Linked DNA regions of Mus musculus: region 2 is linked to region 1. Evidence: chromatin loops called from intact Hi-C (ENCODE). Cell type or tissue: left cerebral cortex. All regions are shown on one strand. Each heading gives the region's core, and the rest is flanking DNA. Links, peaks and the distances in the headings are about the cores only. Region 1 has its middle 4.9 kb from the start of Xylt1. Region 2 has its middle 5.1 kb from the start of Gm26054.

What was found. Peaks named below come from ENCODE experiments on the same cell type or tissue, not always from the same donor. Only the 100,000 strongest peaks of a DNase experiment are listed, where the experiment ranks them.
Region 2: a loop joins it to region 1, with 2.3 times the contacts of the local background. A loop is called at or near these places in 3 of 42 quality-filtered maps.

The regions. Positions count from the first base shown.
Region 1 is chr7:117,371,184-117,380,935 of GRCm38, reverse strand. No RefSeq gene overlaps it. Among named protein-coding and RNA genes, the nearest start is that of Xylt1, 4.9 kb to the left of the region's middle. In left cerebral cortex, for the core only: a CTCF peak has its summit at 4,968 (motif pointing right); DNase peaks (open chromatin) are centred at 447, 1,837 and 4,964; H3K4me3 peaks cover 418 bases; H3K27ac peaks cover 292 bases.
Region 2 is chr7:116,952,891-116,962,642 of GRCm38, reverse strand. No RefSeq gene overlaps it. Among named protein-coding and RNA genes, the nearest start is that of Gm26054, 5.1 kb to the right of the region's middle. In left cerebral cortex, for the core only: no CTCF peak of the experiment used is centred there; DNase peaks (open chromatin) are centred at 2,901, 3,373 and 4,337; H3K27ac peaks cover 1,001 bases.

The sequences.
Region 1 (9,752 bases), core at 321-8,320:
GGGAGGCGGGCGCGGGGAGGCCGCGGAGGGGGCGCGGCGCGCGCGCGCGGGGACACGGCTCGGAAGGGAGCTGGCCCCTCGAGATTCCCTTTTCCCTGGGTCAGGGTCCCCAACCCAACCCCCAGGGTTCTAGGGCGGGCGTTAGGGGTACCAGGGCTGGGGAAGGGGCCACTAGGGACGCGGGCCCTGAGCAGAGGGCGGGGCCTGGAGGAGGAGCCGAGGGCAGCGTGGGGAGGAGAAGGTGAGGGAGGGGGTGGAGGCGAAGGAAGCAGACAGACACCCCCCAGAACAGGCGTGGGAACAAGGTACGGGTGCGAAAAGGCCGGTGCAAGGGGTAGAGAGACGGAAAGTGGAGGATAGAAGAGTCAACAGGGCAGCTCAGCTTGCAGAGGTCAGGAAAAGGGAAAGAAGGGTCCTGAGAGTCTGTGTTCCATGTGGCAGAAAACTGGAGGCGGAGTTGCAGGAGGCGCGGAGTTTTCCGTCCCGGCATCTTTGGCTGCACAGAGAGAAAACCTTGGCAGGTGGAGATGGGAGAAAACGTAGGAGTGTCACAGGTCCTGGCTCTTGTGCAGCCTGGGATTCCTGGATCACTGACTGAAACGATGGGGAGGAGGTTCTCAATGACTCGCCGAGGTTAATCAGCACAAGCACTGCGACTTCTGAGTCACCCCCCCCCCCTTCCAGGGCCAACCAAAGATTCAGGGCTCATTGACTCACTTCTCTGGTCCCCAAAGACTCACAATCCAACATCCTCCAAATCCAGTTGGCAAGTGAATGCTTTGGTGGCTAAAGAAGTTTTCCAACCCTCCCTGGCCACAAGCTGAAGTCTCCCTCCCAGCCACAGAGCCTCCCTCCCTTAACGCCCTTCTTACCATCCGCCCTCCTGATGTCTGACTTGCTGTGTGCACTAGATTCAGAGCTGGGTCAGCCCAGCCTTGCTTTATAAGGAGAAGCATTTTCCTGGACTGACTGGTGACCTTGAGCCACCAAGACTGTCCCCCTTGACCTTGTTCTGAGCTCTGTCAGTGAGAGTTTGGAAGGAATAATCTCTCTGAACTCAAACTTCATCCAGCTCTCTCTGACTCAGTCTTATAGACTTCCCCTTTTGATACATAGCATCTATTAATGTCTGCATGTGAATGGGACTGATGTCTACCTATGTCAGTGAGCTGGGGACTTACAGCGAATTCTTGGTCTTTTGTCTCCTGCCCTTTTAAACATCACCCTGGTTTGTAAAGGGAAGCGAGTGGATATGTACAGAATCTATCAGAGAGCAAGGCCAACAGTGGCGAGAAGTGGACCCTTCCATCCACTGCACCAGCATATTAGAGCACTGATGTGTGCCAGATGTGGGATCAGGTACAAGCATCCCAAGGTGACAAAGGGTGCCTCTGATCTACAGTCAGCTAGAAGGCCAGAGAGTCAGGTGTAGGTAGGTATGGAATCTCAGAAGAAAACATGACCATCGTCCCTAGAGAGATTTGCAAAGGAGCCGTGGGTTCATGAGAGTGCTACTGGGATAGCTGTGTCCTCAGCCAACCTGCTACCCTGACAGTCTACAATCTGCTCCAGGGCCCCCTCTAGCTCTGCAGCCAGGGACAGAGGCATTCCCACTTCATCAACAGTGAGACTGTAGAGGAGAGGCAGCTCCCTGGTTCACCAGTCTCCTCTTATCTGCATATCAGTTGGGAATATTTATAGTTTGTGTAATAAAACACCTGGTTTAACAATCTAAAAATAAGCCTTACTGGATTGTAGAACTAGTTATTGCAGAGCACTAACTCCAGGCATGGCTTGATCCAGCAACCTAGAACAACCACTACAGAATTTTCTCTTCCTTTCTCCTCTCTTTCTCCCACAGTGTCTGTTCACACTGGAACATCACAAGAGTCCTAGATTCTGTGACTTAGACTAGCTGTAACTTATTCATCTGCAGTCCAGGATTCTTTTAGAAGATGCAGAGAGCGTTTTCTTACAGAGTAATTTTTAGGTCCTAAGTTACCCCTAAACCAGTCACAAAGCTCAGGAAGTCAGATCAAGGAAATGAATCTAACCAGGGTTCCTAGATACACCTCTGGCCTTGGGGTAAATCTGTTATCTCTGTAGCCATTCAAATGTTCCATAGAGCCATGTGGGAGTAGAAGAATGGCTTCCCTCGGCTGTCCCTGAAGTCTCCATTGAGCTTCCCCGACCATGGTCAAGTCATCTTCCCCCACCCCGCCCCGCCCCAAGAACTTCAGGGTTCTTAGTGCTAAATGAGTAGCAAGAGGTCATGTAAACATAGCCTCCAAGTCCTGCCCTGGCTGTGTGGAATATTCCAGCCCCCAGCCCACCTTTGTCTCAAGAGCGCTTCTGCACTTTGTCTGTAAAGTAACAATGACCTGTGCTTCCTCCACATGACACAGCTAACAGCAGTCCTCCAGGGGCCAGGCTGTGATTCAGCTCCCTCAGGGCCCTAGTGCTTCAGTACTGAGGTTAAAGATCCTGGGCCCAAATCCCTGGAGAAGCAGAGTTGTTTATCTTGACTCATACATAAAAAGCCACTCAAGAAAGAGGTCCAGTCGCCCTGGGCAGGTTAGAGATGCCATAAACAGCTCATTTGATGGGTTTTGGAGGAAAATTTACCTGAGGTGGCATCTGGGATTCTCTTCTTCTGGCTCCAAGATGAGTAGCCCTTCAAACATTTTAGAGAGGTAAAGATGGAACAGATAGCTGGGAGCTGGGGTAAATTAGAGTATCTAAAATGCCCCATCTCAGTATGGCTGGGACATCCAGAGTGTGGGTACCCTAAATTTGCTGAACTACCAAACAGAAATAGCCCTTTTGCATTAAGAGGGACAGGAGTTTTCATTTGCAGTTGTGCATAGAGAGGCAGGTGGCCTTGATGGATAAGAAAGAGGCCAGGGCCCTGCTTGAGACTCGGCAGTGCCTCTAACCACTGTATTCTGAGTCCTCAGGATTTTCGAAGCTCAGTTTTTCACTCCACAAAGATGCATGGAACCCTATTACACATAGGCGTCCTGCTGGGCAAGTGGAATCTGGAGATGATGAAGATTCCCCAAGGAACCTTTCTTTTTAAATGTGGTTCCCCAGCTCCCGTGCTATGGGCCCCAGGAGACAGAGCTCTAGGGAAGTTTCGCCTGATTTGTGGGACTCTCAACCACCACCCCGAATGCCAAATCTTGTTTCTCCATCCCTTCAAGGATGGGAAGGCTGAATCTGTCACTGGGCATTGTGAGTTATTGGGTGTGACCAGTCCTGAGCTAGCAATTGCAAAGGAAATGGTTGGGATAGTCTTCACCCTCAAAGAACTGTCCAACAGGACAGAGGGACAAGACATTTATTTCACTGACAGCAATTCCAGGATCAGTGCACGGAGCGAATGAGATAGATAAGAACTAGCTTGCCCAGGCTTAACGAGCGCATGTGCACATGCATGTGTGTGTTTGTGTGCATGAAAGCCAAAAGGGAACCTCAGGGGTGGGTTTTTTGGTTTGTTTGCTGTTTATTTCTATTTGATTTTCAGCCTGGAAGTTAAAAAAAAAAAAGCTATGCTGCCCAGAATCAACTGCCCCCCACCCCCACCCCAGGGCTTGCTATCTTCTGTGGTTTCTGTGGAGTCAGCTTCTTTACCAGCTGGTCTATCTCCCCTCTGCTGCATTTTAACTGAGTTTTTAAAATATCTATTGTTAAGTTCTATGCCTCAACGTCCTCATCCATAAAATGGGGCTTAAAATAATGGGAGTTTATTGACACTTTTTTTAAATGTAAGGATTAAATAAGCTAACTCATACAAATAACTTTTTGCATCCCTACTGATCAAGTCAACCTTGGTGGCACACACACTTGGAAGATCGAGGCAGGGGAATTACCAGTTTGAAGCTAGTCTGAATTACCAGTTTGAAGCAAGCCTCTTTCTATCAAAGTTAAGTGGCTAAAAGCATCAGAGGGGAGAAAGGTCCTCTATGGAAGGCTCCATGGAGGAGGCTGTGTAACATCAGGACCTTGTGGTGTTCCAGTGTCTCTTTTGCCTCACTTCTTTATGCCTGCTCTCTCTGCTATTTGGTATAGTGCAAGGCCTTGGGTGAGCTCTGGATGTGGAATGAACATCCATCAATTGCAGGATTGGGGCCAGGTGAAATGAGCCAGGGGCATTCTTCCAGAAAGAAGCGGCACCGTTTGGGGCCTGGTACAGACCCAGGTTCAAAACCCATACCCAGCAACATTTTCATTTCATGATGCGTGAGCAGGATGCCCAACATCTTTGACCCTCAGTATTGTAAAGCAGAAAAGTAAAAAAAAAAAAAAAAAAGACTCAAGTCTTCCAGGGCACATGAAAATGGTGACATTGTGTGTCATCTATTTCTTGTGAAATAGAGGGATTAGCCAGTGGGGGGCAAAAAGACTGTTAGCTGGGCCACCACCTGATCACCAAGTTAAAAAAAAAAATTCCAGACCTTTTCAAATATTCCTGCCTCGGGGTTCTGGAGAGCCTGGGCTTCTCACGCCTCCTTCTGAATTTAAATCAACTTCAGACTAACAGTCAAATTTAGTGAGGTATATGGTTTCCGTTTTAATCTCTATCACATGTCTCTTTCTTGTTTTTATAGTTGGTTTTTACCCAAATGCTACCAATTGACCCGACTTTGCTCTTCAAAAGAATTTTTTAAACTCCTCCTGAGTTTCACTTCTGCATCAGCACAGACGCTGGAAGCAGGTGGCTCACCTGCGTGTGCTTGATGATGTGAGACTTCAGTACGGAATACCTCCACCCACGGGATCCCTGACTGTCTTCAACAAATGCCCACGAGCCAGGGGAGTTCTGAGCAGCAGGATCATAGAAACCCCTCCGGAGTGAGGGCTGTGGGTAGATGCCCCATCCCACCCAAGGGAAGTTAAGTGGCCTTGTCAGCCCTACGGACAGACAGACCAACAGCTGAACAGAGTTGTGATTCCAGGGACTCTTTCATCAGCAGAGGGCGCTCTGGTTAGCAAATAACTTCCCTGTGATCAGTTTCCTGCATGCAAGGTCCAGAGAGAGCAAGAAATCAGGCTGCTAGGGGGTGTCCAGAAAGAAGGCTCACGGGTTTGCAAGCATCAGTAGCTATGGGAAGCTAAAGGGAAGAGAATGGGAGAAAGATGCCCCAGGTAAGGACATAGAGAAACTGTCCTTAATTGAAATTATCTGCTGTGTCTGAAACCAGCACTTGGTGCTGTGAAGTCTCACAGCCTCAACTACAATGGCAATGCTCTGACGAGTGAGAAAGGGAACAAATGGCTCCCACTCCACATCTCACATTAGACTCGTGGAGATGTTTTCCTTTAAAATAAATCTAATGGTGCCAAATTTGGCTCCTGGGACTCCAGGTGTGCCTGCGAGGGCAACTAGATGCCAGCATCTTTCTGTGATATCAGAGCCCAGTATCTTGACTTTCCAGCATGCACTGAAGGTCAACATCTCTCCAGGAGCCCGCTGGGCCTCCAGTGCCAGCTTGGGACTGCTGAGGCATCCAGCCTTGTGTATGGAGCAACTACAAGGGTGTCTGGTTCTTAGTCATCATTGGACTATCCTGCCCCTGTGATAGAAGCCAGTCTAATACATCCCCTTGAAACATCTGTTCTTCCTCTGCAGCACCCATCTAATACAACCACTAAGGCCAGGAATGATGATGGGCGGTGAGAAGATATCATAGTTATTTAGCATTTACGAGTGGCTAATCTTTGTATTAGACACTTCAACATATCACATTCTGTGAACGCTGAGTGAGAACATCCTCCATTCTCCATGGAAACTCGTGGAATAAGGCACATAGAGGACTCCTATTGCTGTGGACCTTTTACCCAGTGGGACAGGTGCATCGGGATGAGTAGGTAAATTTGCAAACAAGCAGCTCTGGAGACCATTGAGGACAACAAAGGAAAGGAAAACCAAGAGAGGTACTACAGTGCATAGAGTAAGCCAAGTCCCCACCAGCCACAAGGAAGACTTTACGAGGCAATGACCTTGGAATAGTCCATTTGTGTTCTTTGAGATACAATTCTTCCAGAAATTTGACTCCCTTTATGCCTCTGAAATCCACCATAGACTGAACAAATGACTGCAGGTCTTTTCTTTTTTTTTCTTTTTTTAATGTACAAAAACACTCTTGGGATTTACATTTGCTACGTTCGTTGGATTTCTGTGGTTGGGATTTTCTCAAGCTGTGCTTAGTAAAAACCTAACTACTTGTGGGGACATAACAAGAGCTATAGAATGGTTTGGGCAAATTTTATAAAATAAGGGAAAAGATAAAATATACCATTTTAGGCTTGGAAAGGTAGCTCAGACTACTAAGTATTTGCTAGGCAACCGTTAGGACCTGAGTTTGATCCCAAGCACCCAGATAAAAAGGGGAGCATGGTGATGTATGTCCAGAATCACAGCTAGCACCAATGAGGTAGAGACAGGTAGATCCCTAGGACTTGTTTAATTTAATCAGTGAGTTTTAGGACAGTGAGAGATCCTGTCTCGAAACAGCAGAAGTTGTCTTCTGGCCTGAAAATGCACACACACACACACACACACACACACACACTCACATGCACATGTTGCAGAATAGGGGTCGTACTGAGATTGCATATACTTTTCATCTATCTGGCTGGAATACAGGCACACCCTTAGTACATACCTTTAATCCCAAATGATGAAGGTAAAGTTAGTTTGTATAAGGAAACACCCATGTTTAAAAGGGATGTCTAACTGAGTGGCAGACAAGGTGATGAATCAGAGAAAGATTTGACAGGCTAGGATACACCCAACTTTTACAAGAAGAAGGGAGCGGGAAACTACTCAAGGGGCAGTACAAAGAGGAAGGAAGCAGTTTTACTAGGAGAGTTTTACAGAAATAGGTTGAAAAGAGACCAAGCTAGACATGGGTGAACACAGAATGAGCCAGAGAATGGGAAGAGGCAAGAAAATTAGAACAGATTGTTAGAGTTAGTTAGAAGTCATGCAGAGCAGAATTCAGGAGACCTAAGAGAAGCCAGATTGAATCAGTCAGCTTGGAGAAGAGTTGGAGCCAGAATAGCTGAGTTGATCAGCCAGCCAGAGATCAGAAAGAACTAGGAAGGGGTGAGCTTATTCAACAACAAGACTCAGAGGCTGAAAACATTCTAGGCCTAGATTAGATTGTATGGAGGGTAGAAACTTCCAGGACTATGTCTAGGTTAGCAGACAGGCAGTAAGCCTCTGAGACAACAATTACATCAGGCAATAAAAAGTTACTTTTACACACACACACACACACACATATGCACACATGAACATACATATGCACACATATATGTACACACATGCATCCATACATGCACATATACACTCATATATACACACATGCACACACAAGTGCATATACATACACACATACATGTACACACATGCACACACACTGTACTATCTTATCAACAAAGGACAGGAAGCATCAGGTGCATTAGGCTGTGATCCAGCTTCATCCAGACACCCATTTATCTGGTTCACTAACACCTGCCTCAGCCACTCCAAAGTCCCATCTGACACAGATGCTGTTGCTCAGCCCTGGATCATTCTATGGTCAAGCTCAGCCCTGTGAATCCAAAGTTGCTTCCCCACCTGACTTATAGCCTCTGCTCTGCACCCCAAAATCAACTCATTCTGCACTTACTGCTGTTGCCCTGGGCGACCTTGGAATCTCTTATAACCAAAGACTTCATTCCAAAAGGCTTTGGGAAAATGCGAATTTTCTGGAAAGCTCCTTAGTGTGTCAGCATCCACTCACTGCCTATCAAATTTCATTCCTCCCTTCCTGTTTGCTAATGTATTCTGATTTTTTTTTTTGGATTGACAGTATGCCCAAGACAAAAGCAATGGTTATTAGTGTTCTGGTTAGAAGTGATGTGGGAAAGGATGGCAGGAACCAGTGATAAAACTTCCAAGAGATACTTCCAGGTGGAGGCTTTAAGTACACTAGGATCAGTAAAGTCTCAGCCCTTCTCATTTCCTTTCTCTCTAACTGGAATATAGAGTGTGTAGTGGGGATTTCAGCAGCCACTCTGTAACCAAGAGGGTAGAGGTGGTAAGGCAGGCAGATAGAAGCAGCCTGGAACTCCGTAACTTTTAGAGTCCACTGTACCTGTCCCATCCCCTCTTTCCTCATGATGCTCTTCATTCACATGTCCTCATCACCTTTGGAATGCACCAGAAGGATTCCACCCCACAGCATTGCCCTGTTTGTTCATCGGCCTTTGCTCAGATGTCTGTGTCCCTCAATGCTCTCTTACTGATCATGCTGCTGGACGTAGTAGCTAGGCCAGCACGGCCAATAACCTTGCCTTTTCCCATCTTTCCCGTAGCATGAACTACCTAAATCGCACATTCTGGGTAGCCAGGCTCCCTCTGACTTGGGCATTGCTGTACTTCCTGCTAACCACTTAGCACACTATAAGCCTTCTATCACAGTCCAGAGACAGCTAAGGGTGAATGTTGTCCTGGCTTGGGTTATCAGTCAGAGTTACCAGAAATGAAGGTCACAAGAAAGAGAGCCCGTGTTCACCATGGAATGAGGTGGCAACAGACAGGAGGGTTGTACCTGCCATGGGTGCCAGGCATGGGCTGTGGTTGGGGACGAGACACAACATGCAAAGCACCCAGCTGCAAATTCTGTCAGTGAAGTATGCTAGTTGCTTTTCTAATTGCTGTGACCAAGAGCAAGAAGCAGTTTAAGGGACAAAGGGCTTATTCTGGGATCATTCCACCAAGGCGAGGAAGGCATGGGGACAGGCTGTATGCATCTCATCCACAACCAAGTGGGGCAGGACTATAAAACCTCAAGGTCAGCCCCGAGTGACCCACTTGATCCAGCAAGGCTCCATTTCTTAAAGATTCCACCACCTTTCCCAACAGTGGCACTAGACACAAGCCAAGTGTTCAAACGTGTGAGACTGAAGAGGACAATTCATAATCACACTCTGGGCAAGCCTTGCACGTCTATGCCTCTCTGCCTGTGCAAAACTGGGAGGACACTGGATCCTCCTCATCAGGGGACTTAAAGGAATGAATGAATGAATGAATGAATGAATGAATGCATATTTAAAGCCCTTTCAGTGGCACCAAGCAAGCTCCTGTTGTTGCCTCTCACACAGACTGAAAACTATTAGAAAAGCAATGAGACCTTGATAAAATAAATACATATATATTTGAAGAAATCAATACACTTGTTTTTCATAGCAAGTAGATAAATAGAAATAAGAATGAGGAGGGACATGGAAAAAAACCCCGAAAGCAATCGGCAAACTCAATTCCCCGAATTCATGAGAGGCAGAGATACCTAAACAGAAAGCAAGTAGCCTGTTCTTTTAATCATAAAGTCTATTATATACCCAGACAGAGAGAAAACCTCAACAAACTCAGTAAAAAGGACTTTTCTTAAGCTAAATTTTCTGCGATAACAATGAAATGGTTTTGGAAATGTTTTATTTTTTTAACAACATAAAATCTGAGAGACACAATCAATCTTAGGCAGCCCATCCTTAACAACACTTAATGGACTGGGCAGGTTGCAGAGTGTGTGTGTGTGTGTGTGTGTGTGTGTGTGTGTGTGTGTGTGTGTGTGTGTGTGTGTGAGTGTGTGTGTGTGTGTGTGTGTGTGTGTGTGAGAGTGTGTGTGTGTGTGTGTGTGAGTGTGTGTGTGTGTGTGTGTGTGTGAATAACGATTAAAAGGTCATGACTCTGACAGAGA
Region 2 (9,752 bases), core at 1,243-9,242, 420 kb after region 1:
TTCAACTAAAATGTTTCTCCTCAACTGGGCTCTGAGGCAAGCGAGTGAGAACTTGATTCGGTTTCCTTCTCCTCACTTGATAATGACTGGATGCCACAGGTAGACTTGCCAGAGCTACTGAAAATTTACCTGCTCCAGTTGCAAAGTTTGGCCCAAACTTTTTTTATTTTTTACAAAAATAAACATTAAATAATTTTAAAATCACATTTAAGTGTTTATTTTCCAAGGGAAGGCATGTGCATGCTCACCTTTAAAGTCAGGGGAGATTTTACAGAAGTCCATTCTCCTATTACACGGGTGGGGCCCAGGAATCCACCTCAGATCTTCAGGTTCAGCAGCAAGAACCTTTATCAGCTGAGCTGTCTCACCAGACCCTTACATGGATTTTATCAGTTACATATTCCTAAGTAACAAAGACCCCAAGTATTCAATGGTTTAAAACCAAAGGACTAGGAAGGTGGCTCAGTGCTTACAAATGCTGAATGCTCTTCCAGAGAATCTTAGTTACGTTCACAACACCCATGTGGCAATTCACAACAGCCTGTAACTCCAATTCCAGGAAATATAATGCACATTTCTGGCATCAGTGAGTCCTGGGAACCCACATGGTATAGTTGTATACATGCAAATGAAACACCCATACACACAATAAATAAAAATTTAAAACAATAAGATTTTTGTTATTTCTCATTGGTCTATGACTGAGTGGAGGAAAGCTTTACATATTCTATGGTTGGTTGACTATAGGCTGAAGCAAAAGCTAGCATGCCTTGACTTTGGTTGACTGTTTATATCTTGTGATTGTCAGTTCAGGGCATTGCCACATGTGTCTTGTGATTGGCTAACTATGGGAAGCAGCAAAATCTTACATGCCTTTTGATTGGTTAGCTTCTGTCTAGCAGTTCACTTAACCCTCCTATTGGATGCCAACAGGTTAGTTCATACCTTCTGAGTGGAGTTCCAAGAGCACATGGAGAGGTGAGTAGTATGCCAATTAGACTCAAAACATGATTCCTGTCACCTCCATTACATTATAATAGCTTGGATAATTTCCAGAGTGTTACATACAAATTATATCTCCTGCCAGTTTTTGTTGATACTACTCAATGTGACTGTATTTGGAGACAGGGTTTTGAAACAGGTAATTAATATTTAATAAAGTCATAAGGTCAGGTCTATCATAAAACAGGTCTGGTTTCCTTCTGAGCCACCAAGCAAAGGCCACATGAGAGATGGCAAAGAGAGAGATGCTGTCTAGCAGCCAGTTCGAGCAGTCATACTGGGGCCAAGGCCTGCCCAGGCACCAGGTCAGTGGTATTCTGTTAAGCTCTTCTATAGCAAGCCACACACAAGGTGAACTGAAAAGAGAAGGCGGGAAACACAGACTCCATCTCTTTGTGAAGTGTCTGGGAAGTTATACAGCAAAGGCTGGAAACCCAGAGGAGGAAACATGATGCGAATGTTACAATCAGAGCAGTGCTGGGACCGAGACCCCGCTACCAACTCCACATTAGAATACAATTCATTTGAAAAATGGCCACAAAGATAAATCTGTGTTCACAAGGTCTATGAGCTGCCTTCTTTACTGGATATAGACAGAAACTCATGAAAGATTGCTACTGCTGCTAGCCGTGAGGTGGCTCAGCAGGTAAGGTGCTTGACTCTCAATCCTAGCAACCTGAGTTGCGTCATTCAAGCTCATGTCAAGATGGAAAAAGAGAAGTGACTTCACAAAGTTGTCCTCTGACCACCATATGTGTACTGTGGTATGTGTGCCTATTTTCACACACAAACGTACACACATTCACATATACCATATAAACAAACACTCCCACATACATATACATATATATATTATTCATACACACACATACATAGAAAGTAGATATCCACACATACACATGTATACAGATATACATATATGCACATTCATATACTCAAACACATATGCACAAAAACATATACAAACACATTCACCCACCTCACACACATTCATCCATACACACACACACATACTCACACACACACACATGCACATACACACACACACATACTCACACACACACACGTGCACATACACTCACACATACATGCACACAGATTCACACACATGCACACAAGCATTCATACATGCAAACACTCATACACATGTATACAAACATTCATAGATGCACACACACGGGCACACATTCACATACATGTACACATACTCACATACATACACACATACCTATGGGCACATCTATACATAAACATGAACATACACATACAACTGTACAAACAGAGAGAGAGAGAGAGAGAGAGAGAGAGAGAGAGAGAGAGAGAGATACACAAGAACTAAGGTCCAGAAGTAAGAAGTGCCTTATATGAGTGACACATGCCACTGTTCTGGTTGGAACTATGGGGAAAGAAAAAATAACACAATCCTGCATTTCTTTAAAAGAAAACATTAATGGCTATGAAAGGACAACATGAGAAAAACTGTAGTTTCCATAGTCCATAGACTCAGAGAAAATTTATATCCACATACTTTCTTACAGCTCTACTTGGCACTCTGGAATTGTTACTAAAAGCAGAGGTGAGAAAGACTCACCACTCACAATGTATCACCTTTCCCAGGGGGATGATGCTGATCTCCACAGAGAGGGAGGGCTAGCATGGGAGGGTCAGGGAATCTGACCCAGTGTATGCTGGAGTTTCACCTACGGAAGACTAAGTCAGTGCAGACCAGAGAGAAACCAGAAGGCATGCAGGCTCACTACAAGCTGAGGCAGGGGAGACTTGGTAAAATATCCCTTTGATGCCTTCCAGCTCCATACAGAAGCCACCCTCAGAAGTTCTGGTTGCAGAAAAGAAAGACAGAAGTGAGACATTGGTGGGGGTTTGGAGGAAGAGTAGTCTCCCAATCCCACTGAGCTGGCAAGTGTGTGGCAGAGCAAAGAGCTGCATTCCGAGCGCTAACGACTCCTGGAGCCCAGAGAGACAGGAATAATGTCATCAACACTCACGTTCCAGGTCCCGTGGAAGGAAAGTCGGAGAGTCTGCTCCCACCTACACATCATGTGATTCCAGGGGCGAGTAAAACCCAACAAAAGCCACCGCAAAGCCTGGCTACGCTGAATGATATGGTCAGCCCCTGTTCGGAAAGAACAGTCAGAGCAAAACCTAGGCCAAATTGCAAGGCTGGAGCAAGAGGCATCGCTCCACCAGGCTTTAGCTGGTCCAACAAAGCTATAGACATCAGAAAGCAAAGCACTAGCATGGGGACAGACACACAGGCCTGGGTGAGGGCTCTACGGCCGAATTGTTTACTATGCAAGCATGAAGACCTCCTGAGCCCATGTAAAATCTGTGTGTAGAGGCATGTGACTGTGACCTCAGTCCTGGATGTCAGTGGAGGACGGACAAACACAGGTGGACCCTGGGGATTTGCTGGCCAGCCAATCTAGTTGAAACTATTTCAAAATCAGTGAGAGATTCTGTCTCAAAAAAACAAGTGGAGAATCCTGACATTGACCTCTGACCCTCACATTTGCATACACACTTGTGCTCATGCACACACGTGTATACACACACCCCAGAAACAAAAACAAAACAAAAAACAAAATAGAACTGAAAAACAGCTCCATGAATTTAGTGTTAAGTGATCTGTGGCAACAATGCCAGGTATACAGAGTTGGGCAAAATAGTGGCTTCAATAAATGGTGCTGGGTGGGCTAGCAGGAGGGCTCAGCAGATAAAAGCACTTGACCTTAATCCTAGAAGCCCACAAGTAGCATGAGATAGCTGATTCCTGAGAATTGTCTGACCTCCACAGATGTGCAGTGACACATGTACACATGTGCGCGTGCGCGCACACACACACACACACCAAATGAAATGAGTAAAACTGAATAGTGATAGCAAACAGTACCAATATATCTAAGAATGCAATTGGGCCGAATTCTCATACTACATACAGCAATCAACTAAAGTGATCTTAAAGTGACTTAGACACTACCATTGAAACTGACAAATGAATAGCGGAACACAGGGCCAATGTCCCATGCTGTTGCTCTGGGCAACAATTTTTATCTACCCCTAATGCCACCAGCAATAAAAGCAGGACTAGATAAATAGGACTGCATGAAACTGAAAGGATTTGCACAGCCAAGGAAATGATAACTAGCAGGCAACCAATGGGATGAAGGAAGACATTTGTGAGCCACACAGCTGTTGAGGGATTAATATTCAGAGTCTGTACACTCAATAACGGAAAATGCAGACTTTTTAAAATGGGCAAATGGCCTGAGTTGTCAGTTCTCTAAAGACAGCATTGAAATAGGCAATGGGCATAGGGAACATATGCTTAGCAATGCTAGGAGATGCACATTAATCAACTAGGATGCTGACTCATGCTTGCTAGAATGGCTGGTGTCCAACAGAAGAAATAGAATGCATGTTAGATGTTAGTATTGGACAGTAGATGCAGAGAATCCTTGTAGATTAGTGATGGGACTAAAGATCCTTACCTCTATTATGGAAGACATGATGAAAATGCCTCAAATACGACATAATGGCATTATGATGCACAAGTCCTCATACTGGCAACACAATTCAAAGGCTATTGCATCATTACATTAAGCAATACCTGCTCTCTCACGTTCTCTTTAGAATTATTCATAGTAGTCAAGGTCTGAAAGCAACCTAACTGTCCATCCCAGGCTCAATGGATAAAGAAAATATGGTGTGTAGGGATGATAAAAGACTTTTTTCCAACTATGTAAGGAAACCCTACCATGTGTCACAGAATGGATGGACCAAAGGACCTAAGTGACATAGGACAAATCGATAAATATGGATTCTGTGTGGTCTCATATATTTATATATTCTTAAAAATGTTGAGCCTGGGGAGTAGAGATATTTGGTTCCTGTCAATCATAGTTATAAAATTTCAGCTCCCCAGAAAAATAAGTTCAACAAATCCACCATCCATGATGGTGGTTATAGCTAAAGAAACAATACATTATGTATGAGAAAATTTTTTCAGAGTTCTCTATGCAGAAAAATTTGTATATGAACTAATGTGAACATTTATTATCACATTTTAGTAATTCTACAGCATGCAATATGTCAAAATATGATACATACCATAAATATACAGAATTTTAATCTCCAAAATATAAAAATAAATGTCAAATAGTCTGAATTCCAACATACTCCTAGGACTTAAAAAAATAAACCTCGCTTATGGCCATTATTGATTGATGTTTGCCTTGTGTGGTATGGCCTGCCTGTGAATCCAACACTTGGGACGTGGAGAGAAGATATTTTAGATTTTTTAATTTTGTTTTGGTTTTTTTTTTTTTTTTTTTTTTTTTTTTTTTTTTTTGAGACAGGGTTTCCTCTGTATAGCCCTGGCTGTCCTGGAACTCACTTTGTACACCAGGCTGGCCTCGAACTCAGAAATCCGCCTGCCTCTGCCTCCCGAGTGCTGGGATTAAAGGCGTGTGCCACCACACCCAGCTTGAGAAGATGGTTAGAAATCCTAGTACAGTCTCAAAACAAACAAACAAAAACAAAGCGAAACAGTCCTCCAAAAGAATGTTAAAAAGACATAGGAACCATTTTGAAGGCACTTGCGTCAGTGAAACAGGAGGCAATTTGAGTATTAAAATAAAATGTGGATAGTGATCACACCTATAAAATAAATATGAATGTGTGACCCTGTAGTGATATGGAATAAACTCCTGTTGACAGTCAGAATAGCCTCAAGTGTGACTACCTCCAATACTTATTTCAAGAGAGAAAAACATTACATTCACAGTGTTAAGCCTAACAGAAGCCATCCCATCCACCCCATTGCTGTGACCATCAGACCACAAGAAAGGAAAACAGGATAATGGCCAATTAAGCACAATACCAGGATGGCCTCCTGTGTGTGGTTTTCTGACAAAGCTGCTGAAGTTTAATCTAACCAGAAGGTAATATCACATTGACCCAGAGCACACAGAGCTGTCTCACATCCTGGCCAGTTACAAATGCCAAGGGCAGATGAGAAACTTCTTCAGATGACTGGGCTAATTGGGGCAGAGTTTTTCCTTAGAAAGAGAACTTTGAGGACAGCTGACAGGACTAAGGACGCAGACAAGTCCCTAGCATCCAAGTCAGCATGGTGGCTATTCAAGGTGCTAACCACACTCTTGGGAGATGTGCTAGGGGGTGACATAGTGTCCTGTAGACCCTTACTTGGAAATACATTTTAAAAAGGGTTTTTTGCTCTTTATCATGTTGGAAATGTATCAATTTCTTTCCAAATTAATAAGATGATATAGTTTTTAATAACCCTAAAATATCAAACTATAATAAATGTAGTGAACTACATGGTACCATAGACATATTAAAATCAGAGTAGGAGCCAGAGAGATACCACAAGCACTCAGTGGTAAGGGGACTTGCTGTCAAGCCTGAAGCCTGAGTTCAACCCTTGGACCTCACAAGGAAAGAACCAATTCCCACAAGTTATCCTCTGACTTATATATGCTCATCATGGCATATATCTGCACACACACACACACTCACAGTAAAGTAAATAAATATTATTTTTTTTAATTTAAAAATCTCACAAAGTGGGCCATGGAGACGTCTCAGTGAGTAAAACATGTGCACGAGCCTCAAGTCCTGATTTCAGTTCTTGGATCCTGTGGTGAATGGAGAGAACCGGCTCTCAGAAGTTGTCTTCCCGACACAGCTTCTGGGACAGATCCCATTTCGGGCTCCAGACATCCCAGGACCTTCCCCGACAGAGGAGAGACACCCGCCTAGGAGGGCTCTGCCAGAGCAGGTGGGGGAGCCATCTTGGGTCCTGGATCCCTCAGCGACTAGTCTGTGCAGGTGGAGTGCGGACTACAGAAGCTACACAGCTTCTGGGAAAGGCAGAAGCGACACAGCTGCTGGGAGAGGCCCTGTTTCAGGCCTTCATCTTCAGCCAGGAGGCAGGTCTAAATGCCAGATATCTGTGCACCTTCCCTGCAAGAGGAGAGCTTGCCTGCAGAGAGTCCTCTTACCACTGAGACTCAGGAGGGAGCTAGACTCCCAGGTCTGCTGTCAGAGAATCACAGGAGGAACTAACAGAATCACAGGAGGAACAAGCTCCAAACAGAGACAACTATAACAAGTAACTCCAGAGATTTCAAGATGGCAAAAGGCAAACCTAAAATTTTACTAACAGAAACCAAGACCACTCACCATCATCAGAACCCAGTACTCCTACATCAGCCAGTTCTGGATACCCCAACACACCCAAAAATCAAGACTCAGGTTTTAAATCATATCTCATGATGCTCGTAGAGTACATCAAGAAGGGCTTTAATAACTCACTTAAAGAAATACAGGAGAACACTGCTAAAGAGGTAGAAGTCCTTAAAGAAATACAAGAAAACACAACCAAACAGGTGATGGAATTGAACAACACCATCCAAGATGTAAAAAGGGAAGTAGAAACAATAAAGAAAACCCAAAGTGAGATAACACTGGAGATAGAAACCCTAGGAAAGAAATCTGGAACCATAGATGTGAGCATCAGCAACCAAATACAAGAGATGGAAGAGAGAATCTCAGGTGGAGAAGATTCCATAAAGAACATCGGCACAACAATCAAAGAAAATGCAAAATGCAAAAATATCCTAACTCAAAACATCCAGGAATCCAGGACACAATGAGAAGACCAAACCTATGGGTAATAGGAGTAGATGAGAATGAAGACTTTCAACTTAAAGGGCCAGCAAATATCTTCAACAAAATTATAGAAGAAAATTTCCCATACCTAAAGAAAGAGATGCCCATGAACATACAAGAAGCCTACAGAACTCCAAAATGACTGGCCCAGAAAAGAAATTCCTCCTTACACATAATAATCAGAACAACAAATGCACTAAATGAAGATAGACTATTAAAAGCAGTAAGGGAAGAAGGACAAGTAACATATAAAGGCAGGCCTATTAGAATTACACCAGACTTCTCACCAGAGACTATGAAAGCTAGAAGATCCTGGACAGATGTTATGCAGACCCTAAGAGAACACAAATGCCAGTCCAGGCTACTATATATAAACTCTCCATTACCATAGATGGAGAAACCAAAGTATTCCACAATAAAACCAAATTTACACAATATCTTTCCACGAATCCAGCCCTTCAAAGGATAATAAAGGGAAAACACCAACACAAGGATGGTAACTACACCCTAGAAAACACAAGAAATTAATCCTTCAACAAACCTAAAAGAAGACAGTCACAAGAACAGAATCCCAACTTTAACAACAAAAATAACAGGAAGCAGCAATTACTTTTCTTTAATTTCTCTTAACATCAATGGACTCAATTCCCCAATAAAAAGACATAGACTCATAGACTGGCTACACAAACAGGACCCAACATTTTGTTGCTTACAGGAAACCCACCTCAGGGAAAAGGACAGACACTACTTCAGAGTGAAAGGCTGGAAAAAAATTTTCCAAGCAAATGGTCTGAAGAAACAAGCTGGAGTAGCCATTCTAATATCGAATAAAATTGACTTCCAACCAAAGTTATCAAAAAAAGACAAGGAGGGGCACTTCATACTCATCAAAGGTAAAATCTACCAAGCTGAACTCTCAATTCTGAATATCTATACTCCAAATACAAGGGCAGCCACATTCATTAAAGAAACTTTAGTAAAGCTCAAAACACACATTGCACCTCACACAATAATAGAGGGAGACTTCAACACCACACTCCCACAAATGGACAGATCCTGGAAACAGAAACTAAACAGAGACACATGGACACTAACAGAAGTTATGAAACAAGTGGATTTAATTGATATCTAAAAAACATTTTTCCTAAAAGAAAAGGATATACCTTCTTCTCAGCTCCACAAGGTACCTCCTCCAAAATTGACCATATAATTGGCCACAAATCAGGTCTCAAAAGATACAAAAATATTGAAATTGTCCCATACATCCTATCAGATCACCATGGACTAAGGCTGATCTTCAATAACAACATAAATAATAGAAAGCGAACATTCACGTGGAAACTGTACAACACTCTACTCAATGATTCCTTGGTCAAGGATGAAATAAAGAAATTAAAGACTTTTTAGAGTTTAATGAAAATGAAGCCACAACATACCCAAACTTAAGGGACACATGAAATCAGTCCTAAGAGGAAAACTCATAGCCCTGAGTGCCTCCAAAAAGAAACTAGAGAGAGCATACACTCGCAGCCTGACAGCACACCTAGAACCTCTAGAACTAACTAAAGGAAGCAAATTCACCCAAGAGGAGTAGACGGCAGGAAATAATCAAACTCAGGGCTGAAATCAACCAAGTGGAAACAAAAAGAACTATTCAAAGAATCAACCAAACCAGTAGCTGGTTCTTTGAGAAAATCAACAACATAGATAAACCCTTAGCCAGACTAACTAGAGGGCACAGGGAGAGTATCCTAATTAACAAAATCAGAAATGAAAAAGGAGACATAACAACAGATCCTGAGGAAATCCAAAACATCATCAGATCCTACTACAAAAGGCTTTACTCAACAAAACTAGAAAACCTGGATGAAATGGACAACTTCCTAGATAGATACCAGGTACCAAAGTTAAATCAGGATCAAGTTAACGATCTAAACAGTCCTATATCCCCTAAAGAAATAGAAGCAGTCATCAATAGTCTCCCAACCAAAAGAAGCCCAGGACCAGATGGGTTTAGTGCAGAGTTCTATCAGACC